Regions from separate parts of the Mus musculus genome. Here region 1 is linked to region 2. Evidence: chromatin loops called from intact Hi-C (ENCODE). Cell type or tissue: heart. All regions are shown on one strand. Links, peaks and the distances in the headings refer to the core of each region. The heading gives the core; the rest is flanking DNA. Region 1 has its middle 37 kb from the start of C330024C12Rik. Region 2 has its middle 5.0 kb from the start of Gm41647.

Region 1 (5,378 bases), core at 132-5,131, 54 kb before region 2:
ACGGTACCACTGCCTTTCTCAGGCCCCCAGTTTGAAGATGACAAGTTGCCAGGGTTCATGGCCTCCATAATCATGAGCCAATCCCTCGTGATGAATCTGCTTCTGTCTGTTTCTTACTGGAGAACCTTCCTGGCAGGATTGGCTATAGATTGGAAGTGGTAACTCCGCCCAGCTCACAGCAAACTCCAAACTTTTTCATGCCCATTGCTATTGCTCAACCCCAGGGCAGAATGGAGCCTATCTTCCAGATGAGGAATCTCAGAATCCCACAGGGCGCCTGAGAGCTCTGACTGAAGAGAAATACTTTGGCCCCTATCTTACTTCCTTTTCCTGTTGCTGTGGTAAAAAATATCCTGATAAAAAGCTGTTAAAGGGGGAGAGGATTTATTCTGGCTTGCAGTTCAGGTCACAGTCCATCATGGTGAAGAAGAGCAGGGGCTTGAAGGAGCTGGTCACATTGCATCCACCATAACAGAACGGAACAATGAGTGTGAGCAAGCTAGTGTTTAGCTTGCACTCTCTGCTTATCCAGCCCAGGTCCTGCCCACAGTTCCGATGGCTCCTCTCACAGCAGTTAAGGTAATCAAGGTAGTTCTGCACAGGTATGCTATGCCCACAGGCCAGCTCCCAGGCCATTCCACACTCTGTAGTGGTGACACTTAATGCTAACCATTTCAGTGCCATTTCTACTGTCACATGGGACACTTCCAGGGAAGTGACATTTTTCTAGATTAGCACCCCCTACCCCCGAGTTCTCATGTTCCTCCTAGGAAACTGAGACTTCAGCAAAAGGAACTATGAAGCAATTCTCTTAGAGTGAATGCTGAACAGAGATGAAGAGTCATTTATGATTGGCAGCTGTCCCTAGACCTCCACGAGGACAGATGGCCCCAGGCCCTGTCTCTTAGCTCCTTGCCACACTCTCAGGTCTTAGGGGAGCTGGTAGCACATTTGTAAATTCCTTAAAGTTGCAGTCACCCCTGGATTTATCTGGCCTTTATCAACAACGGTGCTCTCCTTAGTTTGGACTGAGTGTTTTGAGGAGTGACTGTCTTTAACTCCTAGAAGGTATAGCTTCTGTCTCCTTTGGTCCCATTAGGAATAAAAATGTCTGTAGAAAGGCTCTTGTTTCAGATCCTGGAAGCCCATGCCCAGTGGATCTTACCCCTCTTCCCATCTAAGCCACAACCAACTCCATCCAAATCTAAAACCCAAGAGTCAAGGCACCCACACAGCTCACTCTACACCACCCAGGTAATTTATCTAACCTTCTTAGGTGCATGCTCTCTCTCTCTCTCTCTCTCTCTCTCCCTCCCCCTGCCCCCGAAACCCCTTCCTTCTCCTCCCACTCCTTCTCCTTCTCTCTCTCTCTCTCTCTCTCCTTTTTGACAGGTTCATGCATGTATGTAATGAGTTTTAGTCATTTTCACCCCATTCCTCTCTCTCTCCCACTGAAGCCTTCTTCCCTACAAGATCCCTTTTTGTCCGTGACCCACTGAGTTTAAAACTAGTTTCTAGCACTAGTGTTGAATGGAAGAGTATTTACTGAACGAGAAACAGCTTATCAATGGCTACACCATGGAAGAAGATGATAACCTCCACCTTCCAGTAACCATTAACCACCACTACCCCCTTAGGAGGAGTGGGCCTCATGGTCCCTTCCCCGTCCAGTGGAGCTGTTGGTTGTTCAGACTGCAGCCGCCAGGAGTTCGTGAGTGTGTGGTTGGGTCATGTCCACAATATACCTGTTGTTTGCACATCTCTCCGTTCTCTGGCTCCTGCGTTTTCTCTTCCCTGTCTTGCTCCGTGTTCTCTGAGCTCTGGAGGGGCTGACACTGATGTCCCTTGGATACAGATGTCCCTTGGATAAGCACGGATGTGAAGGGAGCACCGTATTGTCATTTCTTCTAGGCACTTGGGCCAGCTATGGGTTTCTGCATTAAGCATTACCTGCTGCAGAGAGAAGCTTCTCTGACGAAGGCTGAGTGAGTGCAGCGCTCATTTATGGCTACATAAATACGAGCATTTATTTACAAAGCTGTTTGACAACATGGCCACTTAGCAAAACAACAATTGTATATTCCCTACCAGCGCCTATGGCCTCAGCCCAGGGCTCTTGAACAGATTTGCGTAACAGGCATGCATTTACTCCTGTGTAGCAGACTTCAGATCCAATCAGAAAGCACCTTGTTATTCCCATACCAGGCAAGCCACTACTGCTTCAGAGGGATTCTGGATGTGTGGCGCCTCCTACCTCCGGTCTCCCGGCATCCCCTGCGCCCCGCAGCCAGCGGAAGTCTGACCTCCCCAAGGACTTCGAGCCCAGAGGGCGTGTCTTCTCTGGCAGTGTTAGTAGCTTACAGGAGTTACAGCTGAGTAAGACTTCATTGGGAGGACGCGTCCAGCTCAGCTGCATCTCGATTTCTTTATGCCCTGTGGCCAAAATGTGCAATGACTTTAGCAATAGGGTCTTACCATAAATTTCTGGTAGGCAAAGCCAGGGTTAGTGGCGCATGCCTTTTCCCTAGCACTCAGGAGGTAGAGGAAGACGGAGCTCCGAGCTCAAGGCCAGGCTGGTCTACAAAATGAATTCCAGGACAGCCAGGACTACACAGAGAAACTGTCTTAAAAACAAAACAAAATTCTGGGAGGTGACCAAGAGCAATGGCCGGTGAGGGCATCTCTGGGGCTTCCCTGACCAAGCCTACGATTGGCAATGAGATTTTCATTTAAAAATCCATGACTTCTGGAAAGAGCATTATCCACCCATGGAGGGCACTTCCATTCAGACTCTCTTTTGTAATATCTTTAATAAGTGTATAAAGCAGCAGGTTTCCAAACGGCTTGTTCCTACGTCCTGAGTCTTGGTTCTGCCTCAGCTCCTCTCTTTACAGCTCTTGCTTCTGCCCCCATGGAGATGCTGAGAGACATACGGAGAACCAGATACAGGTTTCATTACTGCTGAACACAGTCGTTGTCATTTGTTATCTATGGAAAAAAAAAATGGTTGCGGGACCCCACGCCTTGAATCCCAAATCCACGAATGCTCATCCCTTCCACAGAATGGCACGTTACACAAAGCCCACACGCATCCTCCCCGTACGTGTTACCTCATCTCTAGATTTCCTAAATACTTTCAAAATATCTCGACTATGTAAACCACGGCTGTATTGTTTAGAGAGATAGCGATAAGAGAAAAAGTCTGTTCAGAAAGATACGGTGGTGTCCACTCCCATATGTTCCGTCTGTGGCTGGTTGAGTCTGAGGATACAGAAGAACAGGCGTGGAGAACGGACCCTCATAATGAACTAACATATACAATGAGGATTTGAAAACAAAACAAAACAAAAAACCAGTCTATCTGGAGTGTGTCATAGGTCCCAAGGACGGGCGTTTGGATGGGTTTCTAGAGCAGGCAAGCCAGATTCTTAGCCACAGTGTGAAGCTCAGTCCATCTTTCGCCTTTGTGCCTCTTTGAGCAGCTTCCCTGGCTCTCCCCCCTGCGCACCAGTCAACTCTGCTTCACCAGGGAGGGAAACCGATGGACTGAAGCCACGGGGCTGGCAGCCTGCAGCTCTCATTTCCAAAGATTTGTCAATGATGCTCCAGGTTCACGCTAGAAGATTCTGCCTTGGGATTCACAACCCAACTGGAACAAACAGTGTTCTCGGTGCCGACCCAGGTGAGAACCTGATTACGAACCCTGGAAAGCATATCTTAGAGGAGAAGGCCATTTCCAGAGACTAAAGGTGGTTATGTAAAATGATGCATCCCCTTGATAAGTACACTTATCATTTTTCATAGTTCATTTTCTGTTATCTTGACAAAATACCTGAAACTGGATAATTTATGAAGAAAAGCAGGTCTGGAGGCAGAAATGTTCAAGGCCAGGCACCTCCTCTGGCAGGGCAGGTGGCATCAGACAGTGAGACTGTGCACGAGTGGAAGTGAGCATGCTCAGAAGAGAGAGCATGTGTAATGGTGAGAGCCAGCGCCGGGCTTGCTTGGGACAGCCCACTCTCAACTAACTCGTTTTTTGCGTATACTGGCTGGTGTCATGTCAACTTGGCAAGGCTAAAGTCATCAGAGAGAAAAGAGCCTCAGTTGAGAAAACGCCTCCATGAAATCTAGCTATAAGCCATTTTCTTAATTAGTGAATGATGGGGATTGTGGGTGGTACCAACCCTGAGCAGGCTGAGCAAGCCAGTAAGCAGCACCCCTCCATGGCCTCTGCATCAGCTCCTGCCTCCAGGTTCCTGCCCTGCTTGAGTTTCTGCCCTGACTTCCTTTGGTGATGAACAGCAATGTGGATGTGTAAGCTGCATAAACCCTTTTCTTCCAAACTTGTATTTCTGTTATTATATTTTGATACAACAATAGAAACGCTAACCAAGACACTATGAGAATCACTTCAGTCTCAAGAGAACTAACACAGCATTTCAAAGACATTACTTCATTCATGGGGGTAGAGCCTCGATCAACATAATTAATTCTTGATGGCCCCACTTTCCAGCATCCTCTATTGCAATAGCATCTCTACGTGTACCCGGGAAGGACAATCCACACCCAAACCACAGTACTATGTCTGCTCAGTCAGGGCTCTGGATGATGCATTCTGTACCCTGCTCAGAACTTGGCACACCTATATAAAATCTCTCTTCTTCTCTCCAGCTAGAGAGAGAAGGAAAAGGAGAGGGAAGTGGGAAGGACAATAAAATGGAAGGGACTGGGACAAAATACATTTTTCAAAAGCATGGCCCCTGTGATCTATTTGCTGCAAATAGGCCCCACCCCCTAGACTGTCCACCAATTCCTAGTAATACTGTTAGAGGAGACCCACATTTCAAACCACAAGGTCCCTCGAGGGTAATTAAAATCCAAACTGTAAGATAAGGTCTATAGTTGCCTCAAAGTGTTCTTCCTTGAGGCAGCTTCTGGAAGTCTGCTGCAGGGAGAGAGATTTATAAAGAGCAAACGCTCTCGCTGAGTTGGAGAGACAGCAATCTGAGGCAAAACAATTTTTAATTAAAATTAAAACTCTAAAATGTAATAATAACTGTAGACAGAAGTGACTGTGTGCTGTTGGGCTTCTCTGCATTCCATGTGAACTACTGTGATACTGTTAGTCTATTGTGATTCATGAACTATGCATAGGCAAGCTCTACAGCAATACTAAATAAAAGGAAACCAAGCGACACAGTGAGCAAGCCACCGGTGAAACCAAAGCAGAATGCTAAGAAATGTGCAATTCACATAAAATAGGAAGAAACCAAACAAACAAAGAATCAAATACCCAGGGAACAGTAAGAAAAAGCACGTTTAAATATGTGGAAACGGGTCGGGGAGATGGTTGGCTCAGGGCTTACCAGTGGGTACCA
Region 2 (5,378 bases), core at 266-5,265:
GGGCTGAGGGTACACCAGGGCTGCGGGTACACCAGGGCTGCGGGTACACCAGGGCTGCGGGTACACCAGGGCTGCGGGTACACCAGGGCTGCGGGTACACCAGGGCTGCGGGTACACCAGGGCTGAGGGTACACCAGGGCTGCGGGTACACCAGGGCTGAGGGTACACCAGGGCTGAGGGTACACCAGGGCTGAGGGTACACCAGGGCTGAGGGTACACCAGGGCTGAGGGTACACCAGGGCTGAGGGTACACCAGGGCTGCGGGTACACCAGGGCTGCGGGTACACCAGGGCTGCGGGTACACCAGGGTTGCGGGTACACCAGGGCTGAGGGTACACCAGGGCTGAGGGTACACCAGGGCTGCGGGTACACCAGGGCTGAGGGTACACCAGGGCTGAGGGTACACCAGGGCTGAGGGTGAGTACACCAGGGCTGAGGGTGAGTACACCAGGGCTGAGGGTACACCAGGGCTGAGGGTGAGTACACCAGGGCTGAGGGTGAGTACACCAGGGCTGCGGGTACACCAGGGCTGAGGGTACACCAGGGCTGAGGGTGAGTACACCAGGGCTGAGGGTGAGTACACCAGGGCTGAGGGTACACCAGGGCTGAGGGTGAGTACACCAGGGCTGAGGGTGAGTACACCAGGGCTGAGGTTACACCAGGGCTGAGGGTGAGTACACCAGGGCTGAGGGTACACCAGGGCTGAGGGTACACCAGGGCTGAGGGTGAGTACACCAGGGCTGAGGGTACACCAGGGCTGAGGGTACACCAGGGCTGAGGGTATACCAGGGCTGCAGGGATCTTCTTCACCTGGGTCTTAGGATGGGAGGCAGGATGATCTGCAGAACGTGTGGTAACACTTAGAACACTGTCCAGTGACAAAGCTGTTGCTTCTTACCAGTAACTCTGCATTTGTCAGGTCCACTGGCTGTTCTCTTTCAGGCAAGCTCTATGATCTTAAGAAAGCTCTTCTGGCCCCTCTGAACAATGGTTCTGGAGCCTCAAGCTCTGGGCTAGCATGGACTACAGGCAACTGCTCAGTGTCACTCAGGAGAAGTCAAATATTTCTGTCCAGAAGGCCACTGAAAACTCATGTGTAGCATCTCCATGTTCCTCAGCTTTGAAATGACTTCCCTTTCAAGCTACTGCATGGGTGGCAGCTACAGACAAGGACTTGAAGTGTACTCCTCTTCCTGCTTGGATTAAGTGTTCCTGATCTTCACATGGGTGAATGCACACAGAGAAAGAGAGAGACAGAGAAAGATACAGATGGAGAGAGAGAGAGAGAGAGAGAGAGAGAGAGAGAGAGTCTGAATGACCAAGTGGACTAAGATGTCATTCTCAGACTCAAGCTATATAAAAACCTGAGTTTGACAGACAGTTTGAGAGTTCAATGCCAAGGCCACAGCCCGGCAGGGACTTTTTGAAACCTTGTAAATATGCACTGTGTAGGCTGTCATCTTTCCTGGGCACGTCATATGAAGAGTTCAGATTTTAATTACAGCTTGCTTTTCACAGAGCCCTTCTTCAGTGAGCATCAGATTAATAACTTTGGAACTCACATTATGAATAACATACCTCATTGTGTCAGGCAAAGGGTCTTGAGAGAAACAGAACCAAACACTGGGGGTGGGGGAGGGGTGATTTGCTAGAGTAGCTGACAATGTGGGCTATCTGGATGCCAGAGAGCCTAAAAAACAGGTAGCTGTTCTGTCCATAAAGCTGGATGCTTCAACAGTCTCAGTCAGGTGTTGAAGGTGCCTAAAGATTACTGGAGGTACCCCATACTCTACAGACGGTACTATACTCTCTACAGAAGGCACCCTGTACTGTACAGAGGTACTCCCATACTCTACAGAAGGCACCCCATACTCTAGAGAAGGCACCCCATTCTCTACAGAAGGCACACCATACTCTACAGAAGGTACCCTATAGTCTACAGAAGGCTCTATAGAAGGTATCTCATAGTCTACAGAAGGCACTCCATACTCTACAGAAGGCACTCCATACTCTATAGAAGGCACTCCATACTCTATAGAAGGCACTCCATACTCTATAGAAGGCACTCCATACTCTACAGAAGGCACTCCATACTCTACAGAAGGCACTCCATACTCTACAGAAGACACTCCATACTCTACAGTAGGTACCCTATATTCTACAGAAGGAACCCCATACTCTACAGAAGGCAGGCCATACTCTAAGCAGGGTCTTCTCTCCTCACTTAATCTTTTCTCCTGACAGACTCACCCCGTAGATTCCAGATCCTATCGAGTTTAACCATAGCAAGATTAACCATCACACTCCTTTACTGTGTGCATTCCCACGAGAGCTGTTCACATTTGTCCTCCACTTTAAAGGATCATAAAACTAAGTAAAAATTGCCTTTGCAGTAAACCATGTGATTCAAGAACTCATACTTTGATCCTCTTCTTATTTTAATCTTATGTACAGCTGAGATCTGAGCAATGGGAAAGGAAGGATTTGGCTCAGTACGTTTGCTTAAATACCCACAGTGTTTTCAAAAAGGTAATCAAAAACAGGGGCCTATAAATAAAGACTAGATAAATAAAGACATGTTACTTCTTCAGAATACCTTAGACTGCCATGCCTCAGATGACCATCATGGTATGATAGAAGCAAAATTTCCAGAGTGCAGAAAAGGAAATGGATATTTTACAAGGTGATGTCAGGGTTTCCAAGAGTCCCCAGCCCATCCCAGCACCCGAAAGAGAAGCTCTGAGTAAAGCCTGGATGGGCTAAGAGAAAACACAGGTTCGGGTGGGGTCTACTGTCCAGCAGAGTACAAAAGGAAGAAAAGGGATTTGAGAACTGGGACTGAGGCTGGTAGAGAGATGGGAGCTGGAGGCAGGAGAAGCAGACAATAAGGGTTGCTGAGACTGTCTTAAAGATGTGGACCACTCTGCTTTAAGTCATGTGCTAAATGGTCAATGTTGTGTCTGGCCAGCAGACCACAACCTGGGTTCTAGCCTGGAAAGGCATTTTGGAAACCTGGAAGAGAAGAGGGGCTAGGTGGCCAGAGAAAGAAATGTAGCCAAGACAGTTACTCTGATCAAGGCTCAAATTTTATTGTTGCGACACTAGTTATGAAGGAAGGGGGAGGGGACCAGATTCCCGCCGAATAATCTCTGGTCCAGTAGAAAGGTGCACGTGTGTGGCTCCGCAGGTTCCAGCAGTGGGCGTGGCAGAACGAATGAGCAGGAAGCTCCACCCCTGAGCAAGCAGGTTTCAGGCTGGGGGAGGGGAGACTACAGGTCAACATCCCCTGTCTACCTCCACATTAGTAAGTGACTGGAGCCAAGTGTCCCCCTGCAAGGAGCTAAACCAGGGCTGGGTCTCTCCCCCACCCCCACCCCCACCCCCAGAAACCCTTTAGAGCTATTGGATCTTTCACCAGCAGGAAGCCACCCTCTTAAAATGGTCCAGTGAGCAGAGTCAATTAAAGTGACTGTTTATAAAGATGTGGGTCAGTCATGGGGAGATATGGCTATAGGCCCTGGGACTGATGATAGCCCAGCACCATTAATGCCACTGAGACAGGCGGAGTGAGGGAACACTGTCCAAAGCTGTTCTTGGTCTGACAGAAGCCATGTGTATATCCTCCAGATCCATATATTGAAGTCTTAATTCCCCAATACTGTGTTTGAAGATAGAAACTTTGCAAAGGTAGTTAAATTGAGCTTGGGGCCCCAATACCTGGCTGGTAACCTTGAAGGAAAAGGAAATCTGGTCTGAGATACCAGGGTCTGTTCTCTCTCACTCTCCCCTTCTTCCCTCTTTGCTCCTCATTCTCTCATTTCTCTAGCACACAAACACAGGTAAAACAGGAAAAAAAGCTCAGAGGAAACTAGCCCTGCTGTCACCTTAATCTCAGGGCTTGTAGCTTCCATCACTGTGAGATCAGTTGCCCATAGTTCAGGCCTCACAGCCTGCAGCGTTTTGTTATAGTAACACCAAGAGAGAAATACCAGAAAGAAGTACTCGGCCCTCACCCTTCTCCCTGTGCTCTTTAGTTGATTCTCCCTATTGGCTAAACCCTCCCAGTCCCAGAGGGCATAGCAGTGAGTGTGTACAGTCCATAAGTGCCAGCTGCCAAGGTGCAGAGCAGAATGGAGAAAGAGCAGAATTGGAAGGACACATAGCATCTGTCCACCTGCGAGAGTCGTGGAGGGGCAGCACAGGATCCTGACACCAGACTTACAAATCGATGGACAGAACATAGGATGGTCTGATGAAACACACCAGCACTCAGACCAAGGCTGGAGAAAAAAATAAAGTAACAGTTGTTGGTAGGATCGCCCCCGACCCGCCAAGTTCTTTATTTTTTTGATGATATGCTTACATTGTTTTCAGACTAAAAAGAGATGATCTCAAATCAGACTTTTCTACAGCTTAATTCAACATAGGCAACAACTCTGAATAGCTGCAGAATAAAAGGGTAGGGATAAGGGTGGGTGACTCCCTGGAAAAACGTAAGCACAACCCCCTCTACAAAACAAAAAACAAACAAAAAAAAACCCCACAAACCTAATGCCCAGGTCCCTGTAGATACTAAATCTTGGATTCTCTTGTGGTAAAGAACAGAGCCAGAGTGTAGCTTTCTGGGTTATGGTGGATGATAGCACTATCTCTGGCCTACATTATTTTTAATAATTTTATTTATTTTTATTTTATATGCATTGGTGTTTTGTCTAAATGTATGTCTGTGTGCAGGTGTCAGGTCCCCTGGAACTGGACCCACAGATAGCTGTGAGCCACCACGGGGATGCTGGAAACCGAACCCGGGTCCTCTGGAAGAGCAGTCAGTGCTTCCAGCTGCTTTCAGGGCCTCCTGCTCCTCTGAAATACAGTTTATGTTGTGAAGCCACATTCAGGGTACAGGTCAGAGAACACACAGTCTTGAAGAGCTGACGTAGATGAGCCTCAAGCCTTAAAGCCAGGTCTCCTGAAGAAACATCTATAATATTTGCAGTCAGGAGTTAGAGGAAGGAGACCAAGAGTTTATAGTACATAGTCTCAAACATCAAAAGCATTAAAACAAAAACAAAAACAAAACAAATTCAGGGGAAGGCCTCACTTCTCCCACGGAGTCCTGGAATTTTCAACCTATGGCTTCAGCTTCACCCAGCCTTCTGTTCTTGGGTTTGAGCCCTCTGACTTTCCTCTCTGTGTGGCTGTTTGCCTCGGCCCTTCTCCTTCATGGCTGGAGCCGTCTCTCCAGGGCCCGGGACTGTTGACAAGCCTGCTCTGCTCCAGCCTGCCCCTGCTTACTCCACAACCTCCAACTCCTGGTCTTCTCAGTAGAAAGTGCCGTTGCCTATATCTATCCCCATAGATCCCCAGCTCTCCTGATCAGG

The links. A loop is a pair of places that touch in the nucleus more often than their neighbours do. Peaks named below come from ENCODE experiments on the same cell type or tissue, not always from the same donor. Only the 100,000 strongest peaks of a DNase experiment are listed, where the experiment ranks them.
Region 1: a loop joins it to region 2, with 2.0 times the contacts of the local background. A loop is called at or near these places in 4 of 42 quality-filtered maps.

What each region holds. Positions count from the first base shown.
Region 1 is chr17:87,155,611-87,160,988 of GRCm38, forward strand. No RefSeq gene overlaps it. Among named protein-coding and RNA genes, the nearest start is that of C330024C12Rik, 37 kb to the right of the region's middle. In heart, for the core only: no CTCF peak of the experiment used is centred there; DNase peaks (open chromatin) are centred at 321 and 2,311.
Region 2 is chr17:87,209,304-87,214,681 of GRCm38, forward strand. No RefSeq gene overlaps it. Among named protein-coding and RNA genes, the nearest start is that of Gm41647, 5.0 kb to the left of the region's middle. In heart, for the core only: no CTCF peak of the experiment used is centred there; no DNase peak of the experiment used is centred there.